Regions from separate parts of the Mus musculus genome. Here region 2 is linked to region 1. A link is a loop called in an ENCODE intact Hi-C map of the cell type or tissue named here. Cell type or tissue: heart. All regions are shown on one strand. Each heading gives the region's core, and the rest is flanking DNA. Links, peaks and the distances in the headings are about the cores only. Region 1 holds the start of Flvcr1 (feline leukemia virus subgroup C cellular receptor 1). Region 2 holds the start of Vash2 (vasohibin 2).

Region 1 (16,306 bases), core at 4,615-12,614:
GTAAAATATATTTCACTTTATAGCCGTGTAGACATTGTGAGTAGAAAAATGAAAAGCACAATTACACATTTAGTCTACACATCCTTGTGTCTAAGAAGACTAATATTAAATTAAATGTCTTTACCTCTATCGCTCTTGGTGCTGTGACCCAAGTTTTAAACTGATACACCTGAGTTAAATCATATAGTTCAGAGATGATACACACGAACAGATTTTACATTTAAGAGCATTATCATTTCTAAGAGGATATTTGGACTGAAACAAAATCCAAGGACAAGAAAAAAATAAAATGCTGTTTGTTGTAGAGAGACTCTCTTGTGTACTCTGTGAAAGTGTTAATAAAAAGCTGAAGAGGTGGGAGTTCCTGTGGAAAGATAGGACCTCTGGGACAGAGTCAGGCATAGAAAGATTTCGCCCCTGACTCAGAGGAGACAGACCTATGAACTGAGGAGAGGTGCCAACCACGTGGCACACACGAATAGAATAAACGGGTGGCGTAAGTTCTGTGCTGGTCAGAGAGCAAGCCCAAGCTTATGGCCTGGCATTTACTTATACGTAAATGGCCTCTGGCCTCGGAGCTGTTAGTTTGCATATGCGGCAGCTCACAGATGCCTAGACTTAAATGTGATCCCGCTTGCTTACGAACAGTGACATCTGGCAGATTCAATTTCTTTCTGTGTGTGAACGCCAGTAAGATGGGGAGAAGTATACTACCTCCCCAAGGATCTGGGGGATCAGGGAGAACAAGCAGTATGCGGACGTAGTGTGCATTTAGCCATGCTCTGGTACATATCTTCCCGCCAAATGTGAGAGGTGGGACTTCTTGAAGAATGAGAAATGAGTGTGGACTGTGACAGCTAGGGTTAGCTCCTAGGAGTCCCAGGCAGGGTACAGTCACATACACGCCCCATGAGGACAAGGAAGAGGCTTACACAAAGTGAACCTTTAAGGAAGTCTTGGAGGGAGACCCATGTCCACCTGTTTGATACATGCCACTTTGCTAAAAATTGTAACTTATTCCCATAAATATAAATATGGATTTGGTTGAATTTTTACTTCTCAGTAGAATCTAGACCGATGTAAGCTCACTTCTTCTGCTAAGTCAGGAGATTTTAGTAAGAATTTTCAAATTCCGTTTTCTTCCGCAGAAAATATTTGAGTATGATGACACAAGCCGGCTGTCTACTTACTGTCACAATCTCACACAACGGTTGCACAGTAGCTTGCATTTTTTGTTTCTTTTTTATTTTTGAGACAGGGTCTCATGTAGCCCAGGTTGGCCCTGAACTCGCTGTGTAGCCAAGGATGACTTTGAGCTCCTGACCCTCCTGCCTCTACCTCCCAAGTGCGGGATGACAGCATGTGGCATCATACCTAATTCTTTCCCTGCTTTTATACTATGCTTACAGTCATGAGGTTAAAACTGTAGAGCACTAAAGCATACATGAAAATAAGCCCCCTTTTGTCCCCTTGTTTCCACATACCCAGTTCTATTTCCATTCTCAAAACATAAGCCATAAGTATATCAATAACTAACTAGATATATAAATAGCTTGCTCCTTAATTTCTCAAACTACAAAAGATAATAAACCAAGTCATACCTATTTTGTTCTTTTTCCTGACTTGGAAAACTAAAAACCTATTTGTAACAGTTTACACATAAGTATACATATTGTGTAAAAAATTTCAACTACAGATGTCATTTTTTAATTTTATTTTAATTTTATTTTTATTTTATATATGTGAGTGAACTCCCTGCATGCGTATATGTGCACTACATTAGTGTCTGGTACCCACAGGGTTCAGAAGAGGGCATCCGATTATCTGTAACTGGTTGTGAGTGAGCTACAGATGCATGCTGGGACTGAACCAAGTCCCCCACAAGAGCAACAAATGTACAAGTGCTCTTAACCACTGAGCCATCTCTCCATTACTTAACTAATTATACATAGTTTTCTTTTTTTCCTTAAAGATTTATTTATTTTATGTATGTGAGTATGCTGTCCTGTCGCTGCCTTCAGACACACCAGAAGAGGGCATCAGATCCCATTACAGATGGTTGTGAGCCACCATGTGGTTGCTGGGAATTGAACTCAGGACCTTTGGAAGAGCACTCAGTGCTCTTAACCACTAAGCCATCTCTCCAGCCTTATATTTTTACTTTCAATCACTTGTATATGTGTGAGTTGGGTTCTGTGTATATGAGTGCAGTGCCTATGGAGATTCCCTATAGCTGGAATTACCGGAGGCTGTGAGCCACCCAATGACATGGGGGCTGGGAACACAACTTGGGTCCTGTGCAAGAGCAGCAGGTGCTCTTAGCTGTTGAGCCAACTCTCCAGCTCTGTTTATAAAGATGCCTTATATAATTATTCATCTCTTGTGAAGGGACGTTCAACTTAAAGATTCAGTAAGATGAAAGCATGAAGTTCATGTGATCTTATATAAATGGCTAAAAGAAAGACATTTTATGCTCAAACATACTGTAAGTACGAGATTAATTTCTCTAAAATGTACATAAGCAATATTTCATTCTTCATCAAGCACAGCAAATGTACCAACTAGAAAAGCAGATTGAAGAGGTCCCCTCACCAGCACAGATTAATTTTAAAACTTTTGTTAAGGTACTAAAACAGTAAGAGAAACGCGTCCTTTTTCAGCAGTGTGCACACTTCAAATAGACCACTGGCTGACGAACTGCAAACCTAGGAACTGAGACGCCACCTGCACATCCTCATATACTTCAGATGCTACTGAGAGAACCTTCTGCTCATTATCTCAAAGAAAATAGCAGATGTGGGCTGAGCTTCCTACACCTGGTCTCGCAGCCCACCTACCCAGGCAATCAGATGTTTCTCTGAAAACTCAACCTCATGTCTGCAGATCATAAAACAGGAAGTTTTCATTGATACTATAGCCAAGGTAAAATTGTAATATGAAAATCTAAAACCTCCAACTATAGCACAGTTTAATTATAAATGTTTATTTAAAAGAGTTGCCTGTGAACTCCAAAGTTCTTTTCCTAACCAAATCCATTTAAGAAATACTGAGTGCCTTATGATGGGCATTACCCAGTTACAGCAACATATACATATATATATGTGTATGTATTAGATACACCTTGCCTATCTTCTCCCCTGAAATCAAAATTGCTTCCCCTTAAACTTAAAAAAAAAAAAAAAAAAAAAAAAAAGCAGACCTTCCCAAAGCTTCCTCCAAGCTGGTGATGGCTGCTTGCAGCTGACTCTGACTGACTCCTTCAAAAGACAGGCCAGACGAGAGGACTCAGGGACGAATGATGGCAGCCAGGCTTTGCTGAAGTGGCCCTAACAAGCAGATAGTTGCCACAGTTTGAAATTCTGAACTTCTCAGTGCTGCCCAGGATCATTCTACAGGTCTTCATTTTTAGACCCAGTTAATTTTAAACTGGGGAAATTTCTTATTAAAGGGAAGGTGGTGGCCTATTTGCGTCATTTCAAAGCATGACAGAAACTAGCTGCAGGCTAGGAAAGTACCAGATGCACACCACACAGATGAATGTGGGAATGAAGCCAGGCAACATGTTTGAAATGAACACTCACCAAGTTGAGTTAGTAGGGAGATACATGGGATTGATTAGTCTTTAAACAGTTTAGAATGTTAAAAAAAAAAATTCAAAAACACAGAGTGGGCCATAACATATCCCTAGAGCCGTTCCACTCAGTACCCAGGCAAGACATTGCACAGCAAGAACAAAACAAAACCCTCATTGGAGACACCAGCAGCTGAACTTTTCAGGGTTAGTTATTCTCAGATTTGTCATGCATTTATCTAACCCTTAGGAAAAACAATTCACTTACCAATTATTGTTAAAAAAAATAAAAATGTGGAGATAAATGCTGTTCCGTAAAACATGGTGTTGATGTTATGAGCCAGGAGGTCTGTGTTATTCTGTGTGTGAGCCAGGAGGCCTGTGCTATTCTGTGTGCCCAAGGCAGGCACTAAAACAGGTGGCAACAAAAAACCAACTGCAGTTCCAAGCTGTAAAATAAATAGTCTTGTTAATAGCTGTCAATAGGAAGCGAAGAGTAAGCGTCGGCATTTAACAGAACATAAAGAGGAACAGCAGTGCGAGTAAGGGCGCACTGTAACCCGTGAGTCAGTCTGTCCTAATGCCTTGGTCACACTGTATTTTCTGCAAACTTCTCCCCTGCATCTATCTGAGAAGGGAATAAAGCACTCATACAACACAAGGGAAATATTTTCAAATCATATCTAATAAGAAATTATCATACAGAATAAAAGAACCTTTACAACAACAAAAAGATCCTAATATTAAATGGGCCATAGACTTGAAGATATTTCTCCAAAGATATATATATATATATATATATATATATATATATATATATATATAGTCAATACCATGTTGTTAACGGACATACAAATAAAAACTACAATGAGACTCCATCATATATCCACTAGGATGAGTGTGATTATAAGAACAAAACAGGAGGCTGGAGAGGTGGCTTAGTGGTTAAGAGCACTGACTGCTCTTCCAAAGGTCCTGAGTTCAAATCCCAGCAACCACATGGTGTCTCACAACCACCTGTAACAAGATCTGACAGCTACAGTGTACTTACATATAATAAATAAATAAATCTTTAAAAAAAAAAAGAACAAAACAGTTCTGGTAAGAACAGAAAACAATGGGAGAAATTGTAGTCGCCATCATGGACACAGTCAACAATTTCTTCACAAGCTTAATGCAGAACTGAAATACAATATTTCAGTTCCACTTGTAGGTACATGCCCTAAAACTAAAAATGAATCATCAAATAACTATACACGAATTTTCACAGCAACCCCATTCACAAATCCAAAACATGTTTAATAACCTAAATGTTTATCAACTATAACTAAATCAGACACAAAAAGTCACACATTAATCAATGTCATCTATATAAAACATTCCTCACAGACAAATCCATACAGAAAGCAATTAGGGGCTGGCAAGACGGCTCAGTGGATAAGAGCTATTGCCACTCAAGCTTAAGGACCAGAGTTCTAATCCCAGCACCCCATAATAAGCTTGGCATGGTCCTGTGCACCCCTGTACTTACAGCACTGGGGGTGGGAACAGCGTGATCCCTAGAGCCTGCTGGTTGACAGCCTAGTGAAAAACCTGAGTTCCAGGTTTATGGGAGACTCCATCCCCAAAAGAATAAGGTGAAGAGTGAGAGAAGGCATCCAAAATTCTCCTCCGTCTTTCAAGTGTGCACTCATGCAACCACCTCTGTCCTACATGTATACCTGAATACTTGCACACACGTGAAGAGATTCCAAGAAGAAGGAGAAGGCAGGTCGATGAGTGATTACAAAGGAATGTGGAAAACTCTGGGGAGAGGGAATGAAAACTAAGCAGTCATGAGCATAGAAGCGTGTATTTGTAAATATGTAAATAATAAGCGTGAGACCGTGATGCTGCGTGGAGAGATGAAAGTGATGCTGTAAGGAACAGTGGGAGATGGCTTAGCACTAACCGCACCGACTGCTCTTCCAGAGGTCCTGAGTTCAAGTCCCAGCAACCACATGGTGGCTCACAACCATCTGTAATGGGAATCTGATGCCCTCTTCTGGGGTGTCTGAAAGAGCGACAGTGTACTCACATAAAATAAATAAATCTTGTGCCGGGCATGGTGGCGCACGCCTTTAATCCCAGTACTCGGGAGGCAGAGGCAGGCAGATTTCTGAGTTCGAGGATAGCTTGGTCTACAAAGTGAGCTCCACGACAGCCAGAGCGATAAAGAGAAACCCTGTCTCAAAAAACATAAATAAATAAATAAATAAATAAATAAATAAATAGATAGATAGATAGATAAATCAAGAGAGAAAGAAAGAAAGAAAGAAAGAAAGAAAGAAAGAAAGAAAGAAAGAAAGAAAAAAGAAAGGAAGGAAGGAAGGAAGGAAGGAAGGAAGGAAGGAAGGAAGGAAGAGCTGGAGAACTCTACGTGGAATCAAGAAAGTTGTTCTGCATTAAAAATGAACCTGAAGAGAGCTTAGTGGTAGTATGTATGCAATTACATAATCTGAACAGGAAGAGTATCGTAAGCAAAGGGAACCAATGTTTCTGCAGAGGCCCTTGTGCAATTGCAAGTCTGGCATTGTTTAAGAAACCAAAGAAGTCACATTAGAAAGATTTGTAACTCACAGTAAACACTTCACATTAAGTATTTTGAGAAGCACTGGCAAGCTTAAAGGGCCTGTATTTTCAAAGGTTCTTTCTAGAGACCTGAAAGTTAGAAGCCACCATTCAGGAACCAGACACACTTACATGAACAAGATCTATTATTACTTTGGGAAAATTACTTCATTCCTTAAAGTCTCAATTTTCCTATTTATTGAATGCAGAAAATAATAGTTTCTAAACTTATAATACCAAGTTAAATGATACATGCACACAAATCACAAGCTTAGTGACTGCGTGCTGCTGCTGAATATTATTATGCATGATCATTCCATAAATGAAGCTGAAAATGTGTTTTGGTGATATTGAACAACTGTACAGTTATAGAGGTCAAGAAAGGAGTGAGACTACCTCAAGTGAATATAGGAAGCTCCAGATATGTGCTGAGAAGAGCGAAGTCCACCTATAAGTAAATATTTCCACTTATTATCCATAAAATTAATACTTCATAAATATGGAGTTGATATTTTTGTTATGCTTAATGAAGCATTTACCTCGAAAACAATTCAGAACCAAAAAAATACCTTTTAAAAAACATCTGCTATCTAAACATAAAGAAACAACCGGGGGCTGGTGAGATGGCTCAGTGGGTAAGAGCACCCGACTGCTCTTCCGAAGGTCCAGAGTTCAAATCCCAGCAACCACATGGTGGCTCATAACCATCCGTAACAAGATCTGACTCCCTCTTCTGGTGTGTCTGAAGACAGCTACAGTGTACTTACATATAATAATAAATAAATCTTAAAAAAAAAAAAAGAAACAACCAATCAATGTATCAGTAATAAATTGTTTTTGATACATAGCAATTAAGTGACTTAGAAAAAGAAAGTAACTAATAAAATAGGCACACATATTTAGTCTCTTGGGGTATTTTAAACCATGATCTTGACCCAAGTGAGACTTGAAGTAAGAAAGTAACATTTTCTAGTTACATGGCGGCAGGTAACAATATATGTATAGAAAGGATTATAGATTTTTTTTTTAAACTAGATTTCCTTCAACTGAATGAATACTAAGCATCTTTTAAAATGTGACATTTACAGTGGTGACAAAAACATCAGGTGTCACAAGTGCCCTCTAGCAAAATTTTAAGTTACAATAACAAGCCTAAAATTAACAAATGCAAACATAATATTGTGGTGACTCATGGTGGTGTTTGGGAGCCTGAAGCAAGATTGTCAAGTTTGAGGCCAGCCAGGGGGACACTGTGATTTCCAGACCAGCCTGCCCTACACAGTGGAAGAGACCGTTTTAAATAAATAAATCACATACAAAAACCTTTTACCTACTATTATTTCTGTTATTCTAGTGGCATTTGAATTTATGATGGTAGAAAAAAACAAGATCATTTCTTAAGGAAGCCTTGACTTATCCCACTAACCATTCTTGATCAGTGATTTGCCTTCCACTGTCTCACGGTTAAGAACTAATAGCTGGACTCAGTAATACTGCCAAGTCTTTATCACCGGAGCATTTATTGAACATTCACTTATACGTGACCAGTAGGTGCCAAGCTGGGCTGACTACTAATACTAATACAATTAAATCAGGGCTGTTCCAAGGACATTTAACATGGAAACAAACTTTCCAGATCTCAAGACCTTTCTTCTGCAGTGGCGACAAAAACACCTGAGATCTCTTTTACCGCCAGTTTCCAAGCGTGCCCGTGTGTGCGCCTGTGTGTAGGCCAGAGGGCAACCTCGGTGTCCTTTCTCAGGAGCTGTCCTCCTCACCTGTCAGTGCTGGCTGGGAATACACCCTGGAGCCACCGTGCCAGGCTTTTCTCGTGGTGCTGGAGCCCAGTCTTCACGCTTCTATAGTATGCACTTTACCCACAGACCGTTGCCCCAGCCCGGCCTATGACTTCCTACCAGCCTGAAAGGATCCCAGTTATCTAGACGTTCCAGTCTTTACCTGATTGCCCAGCACTGCTGTGGCACAAGCCGTCGACACCTCCTTGGGTCCAAACCATACCGAGGCGACGGGGGAGGGCAAGCCCAGGATGAAGACCTGGGCCACGGAGCACAGGATCTGCCCCAGCATGGTGACCCAGAAGAGGTGCCGCTGCACGCTGCCGCACTTGACCCAGGCTCCCAGGCAGTTGAGGCCGGAGCCCAGCAGCGCCGTGAGCCGCAGGCCTCGCGTGTCCAGCAGCCAGGTGGCCGGGAAGATGAGGGGCACGTAGGCCACCATGTACACCATGGACAGCCAGTTGATGTGCAGCGGCGACACCTCGTAGAAGTCCTCGAACACGTTGCTGATGCTGCTGTACTGGATCCACTGGAAGGCGTTCACCAGCGAGTAAAGGCTGAAGATGAGCAGCACCACGAAGCGCCTCGGCGACAGCGCTGTGCGCGGGGGACACGCGGGGCATGGGACGTCCTCCCCGTCGCCCGCGGGCAACAGCCGGGCCTGGGTCTCCTCCTCCGCCGCTATCAGGGCTTGCGGCCCGCCCTGGGCTCCCGCGATCAGCGGGCCGAGCCCGGGGCCTCCGTTCAGCGCCTCAGGCCCGTTTTGCGGTACCAAGCGCGCCTCCCCGTCCGGGGCGCCCTTGGGCACTGGAAGGTATCCCTTCCCCAGCGGGTGCCCGGGCGCCACGGCCGGCCCCACCTCGTCATCGGGCCGCGCCATGCCTCCCGGCTCCCCGCCCCGCCGCCCCTTAGTGCTCCTCGCCGGCTCCTAGGTCCCACCCGGTTCAGCGCGCTCGCCTGCGCCGCTTGCTGACTAAGTGAAGCAGAGCTCACCGCGCCTGGCTCTTGCCGGCAGTCCCCGCCCCCAGGGCATCTCGTATCGCGTAGTGCGACCCTCCATCCAATCATTGAGCGTTTCGGAAGTCCAGAAAACCAATCGGGGAGTTGCCGAGAAGAGGGGCGGGGTCAAGCTTGTGAAGATGTAAGAGGAGCCCAAGGCAGGCGTTCTCTACGCTGTGGTTTGCTGGAGCTGCCAGGCCTTTCTCTGCGCTCGCTCCGCAGCGTTTAGCCTCAGGTTATCTTGGAAGGAGAGCGCCAGAAAGCATTTCCGTCCGCCCAAAGAAAGAGGCTTCCTCAGAAGCAGGCCTTTGCGTTGATTGAGCTGAGCGGCTCCATCCACGCAGAGGACTGAAGGAGGTAATGGACAGGTGCAGCCCCTGCCTGCCTCCTGTACCCCACCAGTAACCAAAGTCTGTGCATAAGCTAACCGTGTACTTGCACATCCCGGGACCGGATGAGGGCAGAGCTCCGGAAGCATCAGGGTCCTACTGGGCCTTAGACAAAGTCAGCCTGCTACCCTTTGGGAAGCTGTGCGTGCAAACACGGGGTGCCAGGACTTAAGATTTACTCACTCTCTCTCCCTCTGATCCTCCTTTTTAGACAGGGTGTCACCCGGGACTCTGTAGGCAGGTTGACCCGAATTCATGGAAATCCACCTATCTCTGCTTCCTGAGTGTTGGAATGACTCTGGCGCTAATGAGCTCACAGTGGCTGCAGGGGACCTGCAGAAGACCAAGCCCATAAACCTTTAGTCATGGGGAGATAGGAGAACTATTAACAGTTTGAGGGTGCAGAGGGACAAGGCATTGTCTATGGTGATACAGCCGCTGGGGAGTTCCCCATGCTGTGAATAGCTCCACAAAGTATTTTGTAAATTAATTCATTTCTTTAGGAAAAGTGAGGCTCGTATAGAGCGAGACTGTTCAGGGGGTAACGTCTCTTTCTGACAACCCGGCAAACCTGAGTTCAGTTCTTCAGCACCCGCAGAGTTGTTCTCTGACCATCACACAGGTGCCCTCCCCAACAAACACACTATGTTAAGAAAAGAAGGGAAACCCTGTAAGTTCTTCCCAGCACGGCTTTGTAGATGTTCCTTTGGAGGTTGTTTTAGATTATTGAGTAACTGAATTAGATTATTGAGTCTCTGAAAAAAAAAAAAAAACTAAATGAGGAACCCAATGGACTTAATCTGCGCTCAAAACGTTTATTTTGTGAATTTATAAAAATATGAATTGTGTTTTTAATGCTCAACAAAATTTATCTTAAGTATTCAGAGATGTTAATGGTCTCATGGACTGTGGAGCCTGTGAAGGCTCCTAAACAAACAAATAAACAAACAAACATGCTCAAGCTGAGCACACGCCTGTAGTCCCAGTTATTTGGAGGCGAAGGCAGAAGAATCATCCAGGCCCACAGATTTAAAGGGAACCTGGCAGCCTGGCCAACAAAACAGGATTGCATTGGAGACTTTTGTTTACTTGTTTTTCTTTTACTTATTTTTGTTTTGTTTTCCATATGGAATCTCAAATAACCTAGACTGGCCTTAAACTAAGGAGCTCACTATGGAGCAGAGAATAACCTTGAACTCCTGCTCCTCCTGCCTCAGCCTCCCAAGTACTGAGATTGCAGGCATGTGCCATCAGGTTCAGTGTTAGGCAGTGTTGAAGGCAAACCCAAGACTTCTTGCATACCAGAGAGCCACTCTGCCGCCTGAGCTACATCTCCAGCCCAAACTGTTTTAAAAACACAAATGTTCAGAAAGGGGAGCCAGGGGTCGAATGTTGGGTACCTTTCTGTCCTTGCCCAGTCATTTAGATTACTTGCAAATTGACTCCCTTTCAAAAGTCCCAAACTGGAAAAATATAGTAGATATTATTTCCCTATAATCTGGTGAGAATTGGAGATCATCTCTTACCAGATCTGACAGATAACCTCTTCCCTGCATGGAATCAGGGGTTCTTGTTTGTTTAGGCTCCTTGTGCTTAAAGGGCATTTGTCCTCTCTTTTGTTAACAAGAAGAGTTGGTTGACAACAACTCCCGAGGTTTCTGGAATGGTCGATCAGCTCTGATTTTCCCTGCAGATGTTTATGTTACTCTTGCTCTCCTTCTCATGTGCCCTTCTTGCACATGACAGAGTTCTGTTTATAACACTGTAACCATACACAAAGTCTATTTATTACCTAGGGAGTCTGTGGGAGAGGAAAAGGACATCATAACTAAGGAGGGGCTATGTGGGTGATATATATATATATACATGACATATTAAATATATATGTGTGTGATATGTTGTATATATTATATTATGTATTTTTTAAAGATTTATTTATTTTATATGAGTACACTGTTACTCTCTTCAGAGACACCAGAAGAGGGCATTGGATGTCATTACAGATGGTGTGAGCCACCATGTGGTTGCTGGGAATTGAACTCAGGACCTCTGGAAGAGCAATCAGTGCTCCTAACCTCTGAGCCATCTCTCCAGCCCCATATTATGTATTTTTATTTTGTTTTATTTTCCCCCAGACAGGGTCCCTCTACGTAGCCCTGACTATCCTGAAATTCCCCATAAGGATCAGGCTAGCCCCAAACTCACAGAGATCCTTCTACTTCTGCCTTCTGAGTGCAGGGATTAAAGGCATGTACCACCATGAGTGGCCATGTGGACCTAAAATCTACCTTTAGTTTTTACTAGCTGTGTGACCTTGAGCACTTAACATAGCTGTGTTGTAATAGGATGTCAGGATCCTTTCTGGGACTACTGTAATGATTAAAGGATTGAACAATGCTTGGTACGTGGTATGCTTTCTCGGTTTGTTTAGTAATCTAGTGTGGGGTGGTAAATACAAAGCTTCAAAGGCTAGGGTTCAGATCCAAGCTCTTGCATCCCCCCCCCCCTCGTGTGTGTGTGTGTGTGTGTGTGTGTGTGTGTGTGTGTGTGTGCACGTATGTGTCTGTAGCTATAAGATGAGGATAGTGCAGACATTGTTGTGAGAAATAAAAAGTAAGTAGCTAGCACACATTCTAGGAGGGTCTGACCTCTTCCTGTATTAATAATATTAAGTACATGTTATCACCTTGTTATCTGCTCACATCTTACTTAGTGTTTCTCCTGTCTCATTCTTTTTTTTATTAATTTAGGCCTAAGCCTGCTTGGATTGTCACACAATTGTTCACACCAAGTACTTTCAATCTGAACTTACAATGGCAGAGCCCATACCTAAAGGGTGTCTTCAGTATACTCCTGAAGAGAAGCACCTACGGACTTCTGTAACAAGCTCCTTGCATAGCAAGGATACCTTTCTTTCACCAGAGGCAGTCAACAGTTGGATAGGACACCGATTTCCTTACTTGGACAGCTACATGGTTGCTGCCGTCATCCCCGACAAGATTAACAAACTGGTCTGACAGGGATCTTGTGGATATGATTCCTGAATTCCACGGAATTCTTAGAAAGCTGAGCCATGCGGTGTTTGAGATTTCTCCTGATGTTGTTGCCCTATGAAAAGTAAAATAGATCCATTTAAGGGAAGAACTAGATACAATTCATACACCTGTTTCACAAAGCTCCATAAAAAATGAGTACAGAAAAAGAAAAAAAAAAAACTCAGCAATGTCTCTTTGTAGTTTTGATTAACTTCCTCAACCTTGAATTTTCTCTCTTGGGGTAGATACTTATTAACCAGTGTGTGTTTGGGTGTAGAGTATAACATGAACCTTAATCTCTGTTAGAAAGGATACTGGGAGCATCACTTGGCCAGGAGTCAAGACCAGATTGAACTATATCATGAGGGTTAAGTGCCGAGTAGTGGTGATTCGAATTTGTAACAGTAACAGTTTAGAGATATGAAATCTGGCCAGCACGTGGGAGTCAAGGTCTAAGACACCAGACACCATCAGAGGTGATGTGGCTGTTCATGAGCAAAGGTTTCCTGTGGTCTAAGAAACTCAGAGGATAAGGTAGAGAACAGAACCTGCTGACAGACGTACAATCCATTGTGCTCTGTGGGGAAGTGGACAGAGTCACTTTCTGCTGCTGCCGCTGGATCTCTCTGCCCTCACAGAAGTGGCTATGCCACTCTAGTCTGGAAAAAAACAGTTGGAACTGGAAATCGGTGGAGTCCAGAAATGAAAACCCTCCTGAGTGCACTTTCCCGTCTCGCTGAGACATTTTAGCTATGCGCATATATATTGCATTCCTAGGATAGCGATCTTGGGATTTTCCCTCCTGCATGGTTTTTCTTGCTTTTGGTCCTTTACAGCAACTGAAGTTGTCAGTGATGAGGGCACGTTGATCGGGCTGGAGAGATGGCTCAGCGGTTAAGAGCACTGACTGCTCTTCCAGAGGTCCTAAGTTCAATTCCCAGCAACCACATAGTGGCTCACAATCATCTGTAATAGGATCTGATGCCCTTTTCTGGTGTGTGTCTGAAGACAGCTACAATGTACTCCTATAAATACTAACTAACTAACTAAATAAATAAATAATAGAGCACGTTTTAAAAAGAGCACATTGATCCTCTACATCTTTGAATTGAACATCAAACCTGGGCCAGCCATTGCACACTTGTTTAACCTCGCTGTGACGGTGACAAGTATTGTTCCAGCTCTGAGGTTCTCACCAACCTCAAGTTCCTTTAAGCATTTTAATTCCAAGAGATTCTTAAATTCTTAAATTCTGTCTGATTCTGAGACAACAGTGTTACACTGTAGCCAGCCTGCACGTGTTATACTTCTGAGACAACAGTGTTACACTGTAGCCAGCCTGCACGTGTTATACTTCTGAGACAACAGTGTTACACTGTAGCCAGCCTGCACGTGTTATACTTCTGAGACAACAGTGTTACACTGTAGCCATTCTGCACGTGTTATACTTCTGAGACAACAGTGTTACACTGTAGCCAGTCTGCACAGGCTTAGGAGATACTTGACTCTGTTTGAGGTTTAGTGAGGGCGCTCTTGGTAGATTAAAACTGTCCATCATAGAGTCAGAGAGATGACTCAGCAGGCAGTTAAAAGCATTTGAAGAGGACCTGAATTCCAGTCCCAGCTCTCACATGGTGACTCACAACCATCTGTAATTCTGGTACCCAGGAGTCTGAAACTCTCTTCTGGCCTATGCAGGCACCAGGCATGCATATGGCAAAATAAACTAAGTCAAAACATTCTTAATCACTCATGATGGGATTGTTTATACAATGGAAACGGAAAATGCTGCATTTAACTATTCAACACTACTGAAGTTCAAAAAAAAAATCTGTTGTGGTTTGAATCATCAATATCTCCCCAGGTCTTGTGTGTTAAAGGCCTGGTCCTCAGATGATGGTTGTTCTGGGAGGCGGTGGGACCTTTGGCAGAACCTAACAGAAGGGAGTTAAGTCATCATCATTGGTAGGTCCTTGGAAGGGACGTTAGGACCCAGCACCTTCCCTTCTCTTCTCTTCTTTGTTACCATGAAGTGAAATGCTTTATCCTCCCTAATGCTCCCTGTCATGATATCCTGCTGATGTGTTTACAAAAAGATAAGGGGAGAAGGAATATGTTTTGGTGGGTGTTGGGGAAGGGGGTGCCTCAGCGGGCCCATGCCAAGGCATCCCTTCCCCCCTGAGGGACCAGCCACACAACCTATATAGTACAGAATAGAGTTTACTCAGGGCATGGGGAGGGGAGTTAAGAGGGTATTAGAGATGGGGTGGGGGGAGAGAAAGAGAGAGAAGGGGGAGGAGAGGGGAGGGGAGGAGAAGGAGGAGTAGAGGGGTAGAGGCAGGCCATGAGCACCTGAGCGGGTAGGGAATGGGGGGGAGGGGAAAGGGGAGAGGAGATAGAGCAGGAGCAAGAAGGCAAGAGCAAGAGAGAACAGAGGCAACAAGCAGCCCCTTTTATAGTGAGTCAGGCATGTCTGGCTGTTGCCAGGTAGGGCAGAGTTTAGACAAAATGCTAACACCTGCTCCACCAGAATACCAAAGTAAGGCGTGAAACACATGGCCTGGACCTCTGAGACCATGAGCTACAATAAACTTTCCCCCTTTAAGCTGATTTTCTCAGGTATATTGCCAGTCATGGAAAACCTGACGAACGTATTATCTAAAATACTTAAAATAGTATTTACAAATTTAAACTTAGATCAAAATTATTCCTTTAAACATTAAAATAGAGACTTGAGAAACACCTCGGCAGTTAAGAGCACTGGCTGCTCGTCCAAAGACCCAGGTTCAATTCCCAGCACCCACACAACTGTCTGTAACTCCAGCTCCAGGGGATTTAACACCCTTACACAGAGAGACATGAAGATAAAACACCAATGCACATAAAATACAAATAAATAAAAATCATTTAAAATAAATAAATTGGGGACTAGAAAGATGGCTCAGCAGTTAAGAGTCCTGATTGCTCTTCCAGAGGTCCTGAGTTCAATTCCCAGCAACCACATGGTGACTCACAACCATCTGTAATGGGATCCAATGCCCTTTTCTGATGTGTCTGAAGACAGCAATATTGTACTCACACACATAAAATAAATAAATATTAGTAAACAAACAAACATTAAAATAACAAATGTTTTTGGGGCCAGGGACATGGCTCATTGGTATTAATCTGGTAAAACCTTGAGGTTTGGTCAGACAAAAATAGACTTTCTATCTTCTTGCCTATCCCTAGCCAGTGCAAGGCACGTACTTCCCAGGAATCCCAAGGTTTCTATTTGTGTGGCGTTCAGAGAATCACTATCCCCAAAGCTGTATTAGATGGACTGTCTGACACAGCAGGGCCACAGGGAGGATCCTAATGCAGGGAGGTGGTAGCAAAGGAAAGACCCGAGGAAACATGCAAGCAAACTGTACCCATCTCCCCACGGTTCTACCCCATCATTATAGGTACAATACGATCTTTAGCATTAATAATGCACATGGCATCTCAAATAACTATTAGCTGTTGGGGCATAAACCATCTAAATCAATTTTTGTTTAGTTTTTTTATTACTTATTTAAAATAAAGTTTTTCATTGTTTTTTAATTTTTTTTACTTATTATGTTTACAGCATTCTGCTTGCATGCATGCCTGCAGACTAGAAAAGGGTACCAGATCTCATCATAGATGGTTATGAGCCACCATGTGGTTGCCGGGAATTGAACTCAGGACCTCTGGAAGAATAGACAGTGTGCTCTTAACTGTTGAGCCATCTCATCAGTCCCCTTTTCACTGTTTTTTTTTTTTTTTTTGAAACAAGGCTTTACTGTGTAGCCCAATTGGGCCTCAGATGCCTGTCTCTTGTCTCAGCTTCCCAAGATCTGGGATCACAGGTCTGTACCACCACATACAACTCAGTTAAGCCAT
Region 2 (16,306 bases), core at 4,089-12,088, 46 kb before region 1:
GTGGACTATCTCAGGGGGAAGATGGTGTGGGGGAGGTACCATATCAGCAGGTGACTATAAGCAGCCCAGCCAGCTCTCCCAAGTGCCTACAGTCAGCATTTGAGCAAACCGCTCCCAAGACACGAGGACGCCAGCCAGCCAGCCGGGAACACATTTGGGTTTGTTTATTCCCCACTGACTCCTCATCTTCTTCATGTTTGTGGTGGACCACGTCATTGGTGACAAAGAAACTTGTTCCCTCTGGATGCAGGTTTGAGAGAGGAGGCTCTTCTAGGCATTCGCGTCTTTGTAAGAAGCAGAGGAGTGAAAAGCAAGATAAGTCTCCTCCTTGAGGCAGCAGGGCCAGCTTTGCCGGTGGAAGGGGAGGTGGCTAAGCAGACCCATGGACAGCCTAGCTGGGCAGCAGAGCCAGACACCACCTAAAGAGTCCCTGGCACTCCAGGCACAGGCTCCGCCATGCAGTGACAGATGGGCGTGGTGCTCTGAGCACAGGGTAGCAGGCTTTCTGCCATTTGTGTGACTTTGGCTGCATTTACTGCAAACGTTCTCTGCTGATAAGATTCCTCTCAGTGCCTCTACTCAGCCTTGACTTTGAGGCGTTCTAAATTCATAGAAACTGTCCCTTCAGCTGGAAGGGAAGCAGTCATACTTAGCACACCCAAACCAAAGTGCTGTGTGTGTGTGTGAGCACGAGCGTGGCTATGTGGGCACACACGGGCCCAGATGTTCTGCAAGCTACGTTTTCTCTCTGACACCTCAACTCCAACTCCCTGTCTGGGAGGGGAAACAGTTCCAATGTGAACATATGTTCCTACGACTTCATTCCTCTCTCTCTCTCTCTCTCTCTCTCTCTCTCTCTCTCACACACACACACACACACACACACACAGTTAGTGAGAGAGAGAGACAGACACTCACACCCTCCCACATAAACAGTTTCACACGCACAAACTCACACACTGAATTCTCTGTCCAACAAACACTAGCAATTGTGGAGACTTCCTTGTTTTTTCACAGTAACACCCACATGTCTAACAAACCTCTGTAAGAACCGACCAGAGGTTTCAGAGAGGTGAGAAAAGAAAGTAGGCGGAGGAACAGCCTTCCTTAGCATCTCCATATGGTAAGCTATAGGCAGGTATAGAGCAGGAAGCACGGGAGCAGGGAAGGAAGGGAGAGAGGGATAAATCCCATCAGAGAAAAGTGGAGAGGTGAGGGACGGGACCTGAGAGAGAGTTCTTGCACGTGTAGCCAGTGACTTGGCTCAGAGTCCTCTTTGGGAGCTGAGCTGACCTCCGAGTTATTTCCAGCCCCCTCCACTCAGGGATCCCACAGAGCAGGGTGTGAAGCAGGACTCAGAAAGCAGCTGGGCCTCAGAATAGCAGCCAATGGCGCCCACGGGATTTAGAAGAACAGCTGCAGTTACCTCAGCTGCCTGTGGTCACACTTGCTCCCAAGCAGGAGGACAAATGCAAGAGTTCCCCACACGGGCTGCAGCAGGGCTCACTGTAGGATATCATCCATTGCAATTCACCCTGATGTCCGGCAAGCTGGCTGGGGCTCAGCACCTTAGGCAGCCTGTGTTCCTGCTGGATCTGGATGTAAGCCAGAGGGGCTCCCTGAAGGGGTTATGATGAAACAAACACAGTGGTTGGAATCTCCTACCAGCTATGGACATGACAGGACCCCAGAGCCTCCACTTGCATCCAGATAAATAGCAACACTGCCTCTTCTGCTCTGGGAGCTGCTGTGAGGACAACATGGCCTGCTGTTATGAGAAGGCAGCAGGGCGAGCACTGCAGGTAGGGCACCGGTATAAGCTGGGCCATTATCCATCACTAACATGCTCCCAGGAGCTGCACTATAGAGGCTCAGAATCAGCAGCACACAACCCTGAGGTGTCACTCCTTGAGAAGTCTTCCTGCCCAACAGGAGAAAACATCCGCTGCATTGCCGAGCTCAGGCTCCGCACACGCTGCTGAGGGAATGGCTGCTGTCCTTAGTTCATGGAGACTCACAGGCAGTGATCAGAGAGCTCAGTGGGCAGCCATGAAAATGCAGGGACAGCTCAGAGCCTCTGAGAGGACAGAACAAATAAATCTCCATCCCGACACACACAAGTGCTAGACTCTTTTCAAAAGCAGGCACATAGTAGAGACACACTGACATGGGGGTCAATCCTGAAGTAAACCAACCTCCAAACAGCCAATCCTGGGCCAGAGAGACAGCTCAGCGAGAGGCCTTTGCCACCAAGCCTGATGACCTGAGTTCAAGCCCCGAACCCACATGGAGAGAGGTGACCAACACCTGTCTGACCTCACATGTGTGTCTAGAACTTTCTATCACTGACAAGAACCTGAGATAACTGACTTATAAAGAGCAAAGGTGGTTTTGTCTCACAGTTTCAGTGCTCACGGTCACGTGTAACTATAGTGTCAGACCTGCAGCACATCATGGAGAGAGCAGGGGGAAGAGGGCTGCTCACCTCACAGAATCCAAGAAATGGGGGGGCAGTGTTCTGATGCTAGGGCACACCGCCCAGTGACCTAAGTCCTTCCTGCTATGCCCTACCTACTAAGAGCATCATAGGCTGGGGGGCTAAGCCTTCAACAGGTGGGCATTTGGGGACACTCAGGAGCCAAACATTGACAGCTATACACTCAAAATGCTTGAAAGGTAGGTCGTGTATCCCGTATTCCACCATAATAAACAAATAAGCTCACAAAAAGTGTTTTACTGAAGGAGAAATGCAAACAACGACTCTCTGGAAAAGGTTTAAGTTCGCTAATAACTTAAATACAAACTAAGGCTGTGTAAAACGCCATCCTCCGTGCTTCCTGTTAGTCGGCATAGTCTGAAAGGCGATGCCCGTGCTGTCCAGGAAGCCAAGGGAAGTTTAAAGGATTTGGAAGAAGAGGGTACGCAGTGAGCAGGGAAGAATAATGAGAGTACAAGGCAGAGTCTGGCGGTCTGCCTCTCCACTTCCTCCTTGCCAAACAGGAGAGCTGACAGAAGGTAAGATGGAGACCTGCAGGTGAGCACAGACCTGTGACTGAGATGCCATAAAGGAATGAAGGGAAGCCAGGCCTGAAGCAGGGAGGCAGCAAGAGGCCCCAGCAGGAGCGACCTTCAACAAGAACAAGGAGAAACCAAAGCATTTCTTTCACTGAACAGGCAGCAGGAAAAAGAGCCTCCTGAAAACCTGAGAGAAGCTGCACAGAACAGCCACAATTCCAGGATAGCCCCAGGCTCCTGCATCAAAGGGCCCAGCTTGTGATCTGGGACTGAGGTCCTGGAGTCACACCTTGGGAGGATTCAGTCAGACAAGAGGGATAGTTCTAAATCCAGGACACAGAAGGGAGGGAGCATCCTGAGAGCACAGGGTGCAGGGGGAGAGTCTGTGGAGAGTCTCAGATCTCTGCTCACACATCACAAAGGCGGCTCTCAGCCCTCTAATGTGAACTCTTTCCAAATTTGGAATCACTGTGAAAATGAGACACATGTGAAAATGAGGTAGGGGCTGCAGGAAACATAGTGATGTTTCCTGCTGAGGGCCCTGGTGTCCTGCCTCAGCAGAGTTAACCTCTGGACACTAGGAGGCCCTAAAGCCAGACCTAGAAGGGCCAGTTGCTCCTTCTGCACCTGCCTCTCTGTCACTCTCTGCCTATCCTGTGTAACCCCAGTGACTTTTGATCTTTTTCTTAAATTATCCCAGTAAAAGCCTGGCTTGGTCAGGTGCTTGAGTGGCTCAGTAACACTTGTGAAGAAGAATGCAGACAAAATTTGGAAAGAAGATCTCAAGTGATAGCCACCTCCACCCACCCAAGCCTTCAAGCAGAACTTACTATGGCCCCTATCAGAACGTCCTGGACACGCCATCCATGCGTTCTCAGACCCTGGGAACTTGCTCCAGATACTATCTTACCTCAACCCACATTCTGTTGCTGCAGTAGCTACTCCCAAATTCACCAGTCCTCCTTCACTGCTCACAGTCCCACCACCCTTCTTCGGTGCAAATTCCTCACAGCATGGTGTTGGCTTGGCTAGAGGATGATGACTTGGCCCCAGGAGAGACTGGAGTTGGAGAGGAACAGTGTCTAACAGAGCAGCTCGACACGCCTGTGCCTGGGCAGGAGCCAGGGTTTGAGGGATACTGAGGCCAGGAGGTGCCAGTGATGGGGTTAGAGATGGAAAGACAGCTATTGAGAGTCAGTGACCACTGGGAAGGGTGGAGCCAGGAGGTCTAGCCTCAGTGGAGTGAATTTTTGACTAACCTAGGCTACACAAGAACCTCTCAAAAACCAAAACCAAACAACAACCATATTAGCAATACTGGGAAATGAAATCATACAGTATTATTCAAGTTAAAAGACCCCTCATCACTGGGGGTGGTGGGACATGCTATAAGCCCAGAATTCAGAATGCTAAGGCAAGAGGATCATAAATTTGAGGGCTAACTTCAGATATAATGAAGACTAGCCTCAGATATAACCAAGACCCTGTCAAAGAACGGAAACGGGGCTGGGGAGATGGCTTAGTGGTGAAGAGCACTGGCTGATGTTGCAGAGAACTGGGTTCAATTCCCAGTGCCCATGGAGACTCACAACTGTCTCTAACTCCTGTTCTAGAGGATCCAACAGACTTCTGACCTGTGTGGTATTCATGGTGTACAGACACAGATGCCAGCAAAGCACCCATACACAAAATAAATCTTCAAATTTTAAAAAAAAATAAATGAAAAAGACCAGGCAGGAGGAAGAGACAGGCAGACATCTATGAGTTAGAGGTAAGCTGGGTCTACACAGCCAGTTCCAGGACAATCAAGGCTTCAGTGTGAGACCCTGTCTCAGAAAATGAACAAACAAAACAAAAGCAACAAACTTAAAAGCAGACAAGTGCCTGCACTGGGCTGAGGGAGTCCCGGCTTATCAGCAACTGTCCGGAGGCTCTTGGTTACAATGAAAATACAAAAGATACTTATAAGAAAAGTGAATGTTCTTTTTCTTTTTTTGAAACAAGGTCTCAGTACACATTCTAGGCTGGCTTTGAACTCACTGTGGGGCCCAAGGTAGCCTTGAATTTATAATTTTTGCCTCTCCCTCCTGAGTGTTTAGAGTTCAGATCTTCACCACCATTCCTGCGCAGAATATCCTTTTATAAAAAGGAAGTACTCAGCTACAATCCTGGAAGCATCAGGTGTTAGTCTTGGGGAGTAGAAACCTATGTTCTAAATTACCTGGTGGATACTTCGAATACTGCATCTGTGGCAAACCAGCCACAGTCCTAGCCAAGAGCAGACAGACACGAAAAAGAAGTGGAAAAGAAAGACGAAGAAGTGGAAGAAGAGAGAGGCGGAGAAAAAAGAGGAGAAAGAGGAAAAGAAGGAACGGGAAGGAGCAAAGAGGAGAGAGGGAAGGGAGAGGAGGCCACAGAGAACAAAGGCAGTGTCCCACTGTCTCAATCACACTCCTGCCTAACTCTCAGGACTCGAGAGATATCTTCAATAGTAAGATCCAATGCTTGTCACATGGAGAAGGGCTCCCCGCACATGGAGCTGGGGTAAAAACGAAGGCACAGTGAGTGAGGTGCAGGATTCAGAAAGCCTGCTCAAAACAGTGGCATTCAGTCTCCACTCCCTCTGCCCAACTCTCTCATGTTTAAAGACTCTGGTGACTCATGGTAAGCAGAGAAAGATGCTGAAGTCAGAGCCAGGGCTGCCCGAGTTCAAGAGCAAGGATTATTACTGCTGATACTCCCACAGACAAGCTTCTAGCGCAGGTAAGCTCCTATCCTTTGGACAGAATAAACTCCCTGCCTAGCAAAGTAATAAAACACGATGAAGCAGGAAGCAGAGAACATCCTCCACTTCCCCAAGGACACACACAGCCTTCTGGCCTGCAGGCTTGCATGCTCAGCTGTCGCCAGCCAGGACCGGGACTGACTGCTGCCATGTCTCTGGGATATGTGATTCCTGCACCTCTCAGGAGTCCTGCTCAGCAAACGGGATCCCTGGGGTCCAGGGAAGCCACCTCCATGGCCACACTCCAGGTTTTCATTTTATATAACACGACACTCCCACCAGAGAACATGTCTCTCTGTAACCATATCCTTGGCCACTGAGCTCAGTTGCTCCCTGGCTGCTCTCCCGAGTAAAAAAGAGAGGGTCACTTGGTGTCTCCCTTTACTCCAGAGACTAATTCATCCAGTGTCCTGGAAAGTCCCTTTAAGCCACAGCCAAATGCTTCATTGGCGCCAGATTAAGCTGGTAAGGGACAGGTCACTGTTCTCTGTAAGCTTCAGAGGTAAAAATCAAAAATCACTGTCATAAAAGGATAGGAAGAGTGTGATGATGAAGATGAAGATGGTTAGCAAAAACTCTAGGAATGATTCACACTGAGAAGTCTGGCTGATTGATTACAAATTCACTCCATAAGTCATTTGCTAGGGAGACCTGGGGGTGGGGGGGGAGGTAAAACACTCACGGAGGGCAGATAGGGTGGACCCTGGGGTTCTATGCTTTCTTGGAGTGGTTGGTGTTGACCTGGTGACATTAGCTTTTGATGAAGATATTACAGGAGCTGAATACATAATGGATTTGGCTCAGCCCAACCTCAGAGCTTAGCCAGCAAGCCCCCTGCCTGCTCCTCTTGGCAGCAGAACAGGACTCAGTAGCTGGACACGAGGTCTCTTCTCCCTGCCCTGCCAAGGATGGGCTGAGCAGGTCCCATCCCTGCCAACCCGCCCATCCCATCCCACCCTTTCCAGCGAAGCCACTGACCTTAGCCAGGAAGGCAGCGTTTCTGATGGCGCCTACCATCTCTCCCCCTCTGGGGTGGACCTTGGCAACGTGCAGCCACATCCGCTCCCAGGTGTGGCTATCGATCGGGAACCCGCTCTTGTTCACGTGGAACAGCACCCCGCCGTCTTTGTCCTCCTCCTCGGAGCCCCCGCTGGTGGCGAGGCTCACGGGCCGCGCGTGGCTGCTCCGGGATCGGGTGCCTTTGGTGATTTTGGGGTGGGGGCAGCGGTGAGTGTCGGCGGCAGAGCCGGTCATGATGAGGGGCACACGGCAAGGGGGCGGAGGACGCCGGCACGCCGGGGATCAGGGCCCCGCGGGAGGTTGGGGTGGCCTTTAACTCTCGCGGCCGTAGGACACACGAAGGGAACCCCGCTCACCGACCGGGCCTGAAAGCAGTGGAAACAGCAGACACTGCAGCTCAATAAGACAGGCATGGGGGTTCCCGCCTCGCTGCCCCAGACCCACCCTTCAGGACTAACGCGAGCTTCCAGCCCCGCCGATTACCTAGCAAGGCGGCTGGAAAGACGCCACGAAGCCTCACACCCAGCTGCACTCGGGGATGGGGAGGCATGCAAGGAGCGCGGGGTGAGGAGGGGACGGGGTAGGAAAAAGCAAGACAGCTGTGTAGCAAGAAGACTCGAGGGTCCCCTCCAGCTTCACGCATCCCTGGGTCCCCAGATGTGGTGGACTGCCACGGTCCCACAGCGAGCGGGCACGTGAGCGCCCGGGGTTGGCGCGAGGGAGCCGCAGCAGCCTCTGCTTGTTAGGGAGGCCTGGCGTCTTCCCGGAAGCCCCCCGAACCCTGGCGCGAGAGGGGCGGCTCCAGCCGGGGTTCCCGGGCAAGCGCAGCGCCGCCCCCTTCCCGCGGGTCCCGCGCGGGCACCGCGAGTGGCAGCTGCGGGCCGCCACGACGCGCGCGGGGCCCGGGGACCCACCTCGGGCCGGCCTCATTGCTGCAGAAGGCTGTTGGGGTTGAGGCGGTCGTCGCCTCATTCCATGTCCCATTCTCGAATGTTATTCTGTGACATATAACTGAGTCACCCGGGCAGCCGCCGATGTTCCGAATGCGGCCATTGGACACCGCAACAAAGAGGGGCGGGTCCCGAGCTTGGGACTCTACAACCCGGAGCTCTGCGTCTCTGCGATTGGTTCCAGGGTTCCCGGGCGGGAGGGGATACGAGTTAGGGAAGCTGGGCTGCCACGCGAAATCCGATGCTGCAGTATCCTGGGAGCCCCGCGGAGCTGGAGCGACTGTCCAGGGACTAAGATCCAGTTTCCCTCGGGCAGAGGCGCAGCAGCTAAGCTCCGGAGATGAGATAAGGAAGTAGTGGGCCTGGTGGAGCAGTGTTGGTCGAGGAGCTGGGCACAGTGACTACACAGGGCTCTGGGTGGCTCTAGGAAAGGCCAACTTTAATACTTATTTAAATTCTCCATTACAAGTTTCTCCCCAGATTAACAAGTGTGTACAGCCCTGAATCCTCTATTAGTAGATGTGGATAACAAGGTTCTTCAACCCAAGCTGCTGTGAGAGGCAATTCGAGCCCCTTCTGTTCTGTAGTCACTGTAGAGGGATGCTTGAAGCCAAGGGAGTGGCCTTCCCACAGCTTCTCCTCCTCTTCTTTGTCGTCGTCTTCCTCTTTGTCGTCTTCTCCTCCTCCTCCTCCTCCTCCTCCTCCTCCTCCTCCTCCTCCTCCTCTTCCTTCCTTCCTTCCTTCCTTCCTTCCCTTCTTCTTCTTCTTCTTCTTCTTCTTCTTCTTCTTCTTCTTCTTCTTCTTCTTCTTCTTCTTCCTTCTATCTCTCTCTCTCTCTTTCCCTCTCTCTCTCCCCCTCCCTCCCCCCCAGCCCGTGTGTGTGTGTGTGTGTGTGTGTGTGTGGTGTGTGGTGTGTGTGTGGTGTGGTGTGTGTGTGTGTGTGTGTGTGTGTGTGTGTGTGTTTATACGTGAGGCTGGAGTATTGGGTTCAGCGAGTTAAGATCACTGTCTTTAAGGAAGACCAGCACTTTGGGTTCAGCACCCGTTCTCAGCTTCAGGAGGATCACACAAGTTGGGCCTCCTGGGCACCTGCGCTCTCATGTTTGTGCTGACTCTGACATATATGCAAAGACATGTAATTTAAAAATATTAGAAATAAATATTTTTAAACCTTTTACATTTTGCATTTGTCGTGTGTAAGTGTGCAGGTGTACGGATTTGGAGAGCGTGTGTAAGTATGTAGGTGTACGTGTGGAGTGTGTGTGTGTGTGTGTGTGTGTGTGTGTGTGTGTGTCGAGATCAGAGGACAAAGTACTGGTGGCCATTCTCTCATTATACCACATAGGTTCCAGGGGTCAAACTCAGGACCTCGGGCTTGGTGACCAGCCAGTAACCACTGAGCCATCTCACCAGCCCAAAGTACCTTTTTCTTAGTGATAGTGTCTTCCTTCTTGCTTCCTCCATCCCACCCTCCCTCTCTCACTTCCTCTCTCTCTTACTTTTATTTTGAGAAAGAGCAAGCCAAAGTGGAAGAAGCCACAGACTGCTGACCCTGAGGTCCAATAAGTCTAGGTTTGTCTCTTGCTGAGTTGTGTATCCCAGGACACACAGTTCATCTGCTCTGTGAGGAAAACCAGAGCCCCTTTGGCTCTTAGGTCATGTAACTTTCTTTGGAACATCTAGGAGCCTGTCTGTCAACCATGGGAAGCAAATCTCCCAGCTGGACACCATGGGGAAGAGCCCTGCCTAGGACTAGTTTCTGGCTGCTCAGCTCTATGTGGGAGTTGGGATGGAAACCTCTATGAGGCAGGCAGGGTGGGAGCCAGGATCAGTAGAGGATCAATGGAGGCAACCTGGGTTCTAAACCTACCAGGACAGAGCCCTGGGCATGAGACTATGGATGGAGTCATCACTGAGCACAGTAACGCCAGTCTATGTCAGAACATTCTTAACGGTCCTCGGGCAACAAGCACACCTGGGAAAGAATCAGGAGGGAGAAGACAATGTGTGCCCAGGGAATCTCGTTCCTAATTAAAAGGAAACCCACCTGTTTGCTCATCCCAAACGCCCTTCTCTCCTGTCTGCAGTTCATCCTTAAGTCCATCTCTCTCCCTTCCACGTCCCTGGTACCCAGACCAGAAAAGGAACTCAGGGCAGCACTTCTGTGGACTGGGATTTGGCCTGCTCGCCCCTTAGAGAAAACAGCTCAAAGGACAGCAAAGACCAGGCTCGCCACCCTTACTGTGACGAGGCTGCCCACAGATGGACCAAGTCCAGCCAGGTCTGCTCAGCTTGGTCAGTCGGAGCCTGAATCCTGCTTTGCCTAAGTAGGAACCCCAGACACCAGAAAGAGATAATGGTCACCTTCCTGCTTTGAACTGTGTCTAGCATGGTCTTTTGACAGTGAGGGGAAAAGCTGCCAAGGTCTGAAGCACACACAGGACTAGCGATTTGCATGCTGCTTTGCATTGCTCCCTAACTGTGCTGAGAGCTGGTCTTGCCATACAGAGGATCAAGGCAGCATCCAGTGAGTGCTTGGTCTCTGCTGAGCATAGCCTGAGCCCTTCACATGTATGCCCTTACGTGATGCTTACAAGGATCCTGTGGGCTTTAAAGTAACACTAGGGAAGCTTGGGTAATTTCCACTAGGTCCAGACAGCAAAGCTGTGGTTTGGATGTTGAATGCCTTCCCTACAGCCTTTGGGTTCAGTTCTCAGTCCCCGATTTGGTGCTGTTCTAAAGTGGTAGAGACTCTGAAGCAGGACCTCTCGGGAGGTTTCAGGTTACTGGAGACAGGTCCTTGAAGGGAACTCTGGGGCCTGGTCTCACAGTCTCCTGATGTCATCCCCAGAGGTCAAAAAAGCATGTGTTCCCAGGAAAGTTGATTGGCGCCTCCCAAAGGGTGAGCCGAAGAAGTCTTCTCTCTTTCTAAGCTGACCGTCTCATGTACATCACAGTAACAAAAAGCTAACTGACTCGGCAAATATAAAAATAGTCCTGCTGAGCCTCTACTCTGGTAAAAAGCATAATAATTATTTTTTTCTAACTATGCACCTGTTTCTACACTGAACTTCGTTTGTTTGTTTGTCTGTCTGTCTCTGTTTTGTTTCCCGATAGGGTCTCTTCGTGTCTCTGTGGCTGTTCTGGAACTCTCTATGTAGACCGTTATGTAAAATGGCCTCAAACACACAAAGATTCACCTGTCTCTGCCTCCCAAGTGCTGAGATTAAAGGCACGCACCACTATGCCTGGTTTACACTGAGCTAATACCCAGAGAATTCAGGAAAACTCAATATTAAGCCTAAGTTGATAGCCTCACTAGGGGCCGAGAAACAGCACAGCCCCTCTGCTCTGAGAAGTAGTTTTCCAGATCCAGCCTGAGTCCCTCACACAGCTGAGAAGACAGAGATAACCCCTTCTCTGGAGAAGTCAACCCTGAACCCAGACTCAGGGATCCTGAACAGCTCAGGCAAACAACCCCATGAGAAAAATTAGTCATGTGTGTCCCCCACCCCAACGCAAGGCAAGAGTCAGCATAAATAAGTCATTAGAAACTGAACTCAGAAGTCAACTATAACATGTTGCGCGCGCTCAACAGGCCAGGAAGAACGACGCTGCTACAGGATCCTTCTGCACACATTTATTCAGTCCTGTTTCTTCTTTCTCCATATATCTCCCTTGTTTATATCTCCCTTGTTTTTATATCTCCCCTGTTTATATCTCCCTTGTTTTTATATCTCCCTTGTTTTTATATCTCCCCTGTTTATATCTCCCTTGTTTTTATATCTCCCCCGAACCCTGGGCCTCTCACTCCTTTTATACTCTCTCTCATCCACGCACCGCAGGCCACGCCCCCTCGCCAGTCGTGAGGCTTCAGCTAATCAGGGCAGCAGGGGCATATCTCCATCAAACTGGATTCACCTGAATCCTGGTACACCTGCGCAGCACTCAAGATGTTTGTGTCTTATATGAGGAAGTCAGGTGCAAGTCATATGACTTAGCTGCAGTCCCTGGCGCCTTTGGGACTGCCGCCACACCCGCTCCCCACAATTCCCCCTTTTTTCTTTTTTGGCAGAGAGAATGTCTGTAGATAGCCCCTCGCAACCATGCCCCTTACCTGTCTTTGGGAGACAAACAGCATTGGTTTGATCCCTGTCTTAGGTTGGTGACATGCCCAGGGAGTCTTATCACTGACTACCTCTCAATCATGCCAAGCCACTCCTGGGGAGATTGTGTTTTGCTTGTGGCAGGTGCATCAAAAGGCCAGGATGTTGATTAATCTATGGCCAAATCTTAATTGCTGCAAGCAAGCCTCATGGGTGAAGGTAGAGGTCTGATCCCCAGTGTGCAAGCATAGGGGCCCTACACAAAACCATACCTTAGGCTCATCACCCAGAGAGGTCTTGGCCAGCTCCCGTGTCGTTTTCCCTGGGGGAAGGGAACTAGGACACTGAACCTTCATGCAATCAGACGTGCCTTCCACAGGATGCCAACAGCAAGCTATCCTCTGTGCAGTGCTTAGCCTCGCACCCCACGGCATAACGCAGCATAATTTCTTTTAGAGCGGCAAACCGAATCTGAGGAGATTGTCCCGCCTCCACTGCAGCAAAAGCCTATGCTACCATAGCGAAAGTGCGGGCCGCACACTCTGCACCTAACACATGTGCCAAACACAAAACACACACACACTATAACAAGCATACATCCCAGGGCTCTCATCCCCGCTCATCTTCCCTGAAGCAAGGGATAGATAGCCAGAGAGGCTATCTCTTTAAGGGGAATTCAGGGATCAAAAAGGCATGGAAAAATGTGAACGTCATGTCGAGCTGGTATTGGCTTCTGGAACACTGAAAGGATCTCTCATCTCGGCTCCATCCTTTGTGCTTGTGGGATCATCCACCACATCCACAGGGGCAACTGGATCAGGATCCTCATTCTTGCAGCGTCTCACCAACCTCTCCAGCACCCAAAGAGGTTCCGTTTGGTCCTGTGGAAACACACAAACAGACCCTCTCGCCCACGTCAACACCAGATCTGGTCGATCCTCTCCAAATCTCCAGACAGAAGGTCCACCTATAGGCAGCTGCTAAAGAGGCATAGGGAGAGGACGCAGAAGCTAATTCGCCTTCCTCCTCCGCCTCAGCTCTTTTATTTTGTCCTTTCTGTCCACCTGATAACACTGTGTCTCCTTTCTTTTTCCTTTTTCTTTTTAAGCCCTTCTCTTTTTCCGACATACTTTCTTGTTGCTCTATAAGGATTTTCTGACCTGTCTTGACTGCCTCTACACACAGTTTCAAACAGTAACAGAGTCCATATATCAGAACAAACAAGACCAAAACTATCAGACCTACCCACAAAGGGTCAATGGGAGAAAAAAGCATAACTACACAGCGAGGATCTCTTGATCACTACACTGAGGTTATCATACTTCCTTAACTTGTCCCAAAACCGTGAACCTTAACTTGTCCCAAAGCCAGGAACCTTTCGTTACCTTGTGCCTGCTTCCTGGCAACTTAATGCTTACCTCTATTTTATCCGAGGTCCTTCCCAAACTCCTGGGGTCGCAAATTTCACTCACCGTGAACTTACCCTGCCGGCAACCACTGACTGCTGAAAGTTCTGAACTCGGTGGGGGAGTCGGTTCCCCGTACGGGCCACCAATTGTCGCGCCCGCTCTCGACCAGCAAGAACGACGTGACCACCAGTCCTTCTAACAGCAGTTTATTCAGTCCTCATCTTTCTTCTTTCTCTTCATCAGTACCTTTCCCCAGCTGAAGAGTTCTGAATCCACGCCGGATCCTTCTCAACAGTCTGTTTCACGGGAACACTTTATTAACCCCTTCTTCCCCGTTATGCAGTTCTGAATCCTCCCTGTAGCAGGGGGTCTTCGCTCTTGCCTGAAGATGTTTCTTGTCCCGGGTTTCGGCACCACTTGTTGCGCGCGCTCAACAGGCCAGGAAGAACGACGCTGCTACAGGATCCTTCTGCACACATTTATTCAGTCCTGTTTCTTCTTTCTCCATATATCTCCCTTGTTTATATCTCCCTTGTTTTTATATCTCCCTTGTTTTTATATCTCCCCTGTTTATATCTCCCTTGTTTTTATATCTCCCTTGTTTTTATATCTCCCCTGTTTATATCTCCCTTGTTTTTATATCTCCCCCGAACCCTGGGCCTCTCACTCCTTTTATACTCTCTCTCATCCACGCACCGCAGGCCACGCCCCCTCGCCAGTCGTGAGGCTTCAGCTAATCAGGGCAGCAGGGGCATATCTCCATCAAACTGGATTCACCTGAATCCTGGTACACCTGCGCAGCACTCAAGATGTTTGTGTCTTATATGAGGAAGTCAGGTGCAAGTCATATGACTTAGCTGCAGTCCCTGGCGCCTTTGGGACTGCCGCCACACCCGCTCCCCACAATAACATGCTTTGTTTAAAGTTTCTTCAGAGACAAAAGAGAGTTACAGACAGAGGAAAGTTAAAATTGACCAGTCAGATGTGAAAAAGATCCATTGGGCTGTGGGTCAGTGGGAGATGGCTGAGAACCTGCTGTGTAGGCATCGTGGGCGAGGGGCTGGGGAGTGCACGGCAGCAAAACTTGGTTTTGCGAGTGCAGAGGTTGCTTAGTGTTAATAATATTTACTCTCTTTAATTCTTAGTTATATTGGGGCCAGAAGCTGATGGCTTTGGATGAATTATCACCTTTTGCTTGGCGGTGTGTATGTGTGTGCATGTTGGGGGTGGGGGAGATTCGGTAAAGGATTTATGGCCAGCACTCCCCTTCCTTAACAGGTAGCCAGAAGCATCTTCCTGGCCAGGGAGCTCATTAACTTTTTGAACCAGAGAGAAAAAAAAGAAAGGGAAAGAATTAAGGTGCTTTATACAGGCAAATGTGCACACAGACAGACAGACAGACACACACACACACACATACATATACACAGACACACACACACATATATATCCATACACCCACACCCTGGCTGAGCCTGACTGTCACAATCAACTCCACGGGTATTTATGCATGCTAACATACATACACATGCCCATATATACATACATATACATATACAAATGTATATGAACGGACATATACAGTTGGATGGATGGATGGGACAGAGTCCCCCAAGCCACCATATCATCTTTATTTCCTTTTTGTGGCCTTAGATAAAAGCTCTTTAGAGAATTACCTCATAGTTGAGTTACACAAAATGGGAGTTACAGAAGGATGTGGCTATTAAGTTCTAAGAAGTATTTCACTCTGTAAGTTCAGTTTCATATGGTCTCGCCTTACCATAGTGCACACCTGTGGCTTCACCCTTGGACCTGAGTGCTTTTCCTTGAACACAAATTTGTCCCCAGTCTATTGCTCTTTTTAGTGTGATTGTGAACATTCACTGTGTTTCTCACTGCGCCCCCTTGACTTGCACATTCTATTCTTGATTTTGATTTTATTTATTTCTCTTTCTAGCAAAATAACTAAAGCCATCTCTTAAAACTTTCTTAAGATTATTTTAATGAAATCAGGAATTCTATAAAATCATTAATTCGTCTAAACAGCATTAACTCATGAAAGTTTATCTTTATGTTGATCTGCAGAAAATATGTTCAGTAGGGTGAGCTAATGCCCAGAGTAATTATACTAATTTAATAACAAAAGGAAAGGCATATCAGCTGCAAGAAGCAATCCTGAGATGAAGTCTCTTTGGGACTCTTGCCTCATAGAGCTCACCCGCCACAGAACATAAAATGTCTGCCTCCAGGAATGAAGGCAGACCTCCAGGAAGGCCACCTGATAGTCTTAGCCTATCCTACATGGCTCCTGACAGGACAGTGCCCTTTAGCATATGTGAAGCCATCTTGCTGGCCCCCCTCCTTGCTTTTTATGTGCGTTACATCAAACACTGAAATAACAGTTCTCATAAAAGTCTTTGAGAAAATTAAAAAAGAATAAACGGCTTGTATATAAAGTGATGACGACCGTCAAGTATCAGAACTGGACTCAAACACAGACTCTCTTAATCTAATTTCCCCCCTCCCCTCCTCTCACTTAGGGTGATTTGTGATTGTATTAGGATTCTCTAAAGGAACAATCAATAGGATGTACACACACACACACACACACACACACCACATCACATATTAAGTGAGCCTGTGTTAAAATAGCAACAGCAGCTGAATCACACCTGAGAGGCTGAGAATCTGGACGTTTCCGGGTTCTTGGGGCTGTGAGCCTCAGCAGTCTCCATCTGGAGAGCCACGGGTCTTTATTTAGTTCACTACTACATCCTGGAAACATTGGTTCTGATGTCAATGCAACCGGGGAAACCAGCTCATTGAAAGGGAAGGCCAATAAGAAAAAGGCACATCGGCTTCTACCATGCCCTTTCTATCTGGGCTGCCACCAGAAGCTGCAGCCACAGCCACAGCCACAGCCACAGCCACAGCCACAGCCACAGCCACAGCCACAGCCACAGTCCCAGCCGCAACCATGGCCACGGAGAGTCTTCCCCCAGTGATCAAGGCAGTCAACAC

Evidence for each region. Hi-C counts contacts between places; a loop is a spot of excess contacts. Peaks named below come from ENCODE experiments on the same cell type or tissue, not always from the same donor. Only the 100,000 strongest peaks of a DNase experiment are listed, where the experiment ranks them.
Region 2: it touches region 1 in a loop (2.0-fold over the local background); 1 of 42 quality-filtered maps calls a loop at or near these places.

Annotation. Positions count from the first base shown.
Region 1 is chr1:191,017,237-191,033,542 of GRCm38, forward strand. Flvcr1 (feline leukemia virus subgroup C cellular receptor 1) reads right to left here and starts at 8,954. Exons shown (of 10, transcript NM_001081259.1): 1 at 8,141-8,954; 2 at 3,840-4,020. The coding sequence starts at 8,857. It overlaps A230020J21Rik (RIKEN cDNA A230020J21 gene), which reads left to right and starts at 8,115. Exons shown (of 2, transcript NR_027298.1): 1 at 8,115-9,333; 2 at 12,116-12,545. In heart, for the core only: a CTCF peak has its summit at 8,968; DNase peaks (open chromatin) are centred at 7,975 and 9,015; H3K4me3 peaks cover 2,628 bases; H3K27ac peaks cover 2,267 bases.
Region 2 is chr1:190,971,403-190,987,708 of GRCm38, forward strand. It overlaps Vash2 (vasohibin 2), which reads right to left and starts at 7,596. Exons shown (of 8, transcript NM_144879.2): 1 at 7,304-7,596; 2 at 6,779-7,185. The coding sequence starts at 7,054. In heart, for the core only: no CTCF peak of the experiment used is centred there; a DNase peak (open chromatin) is centred at 7,939; H3K4me3 peaks cover 4,098 bases; H3K27ac peaks cover 5,008 bases.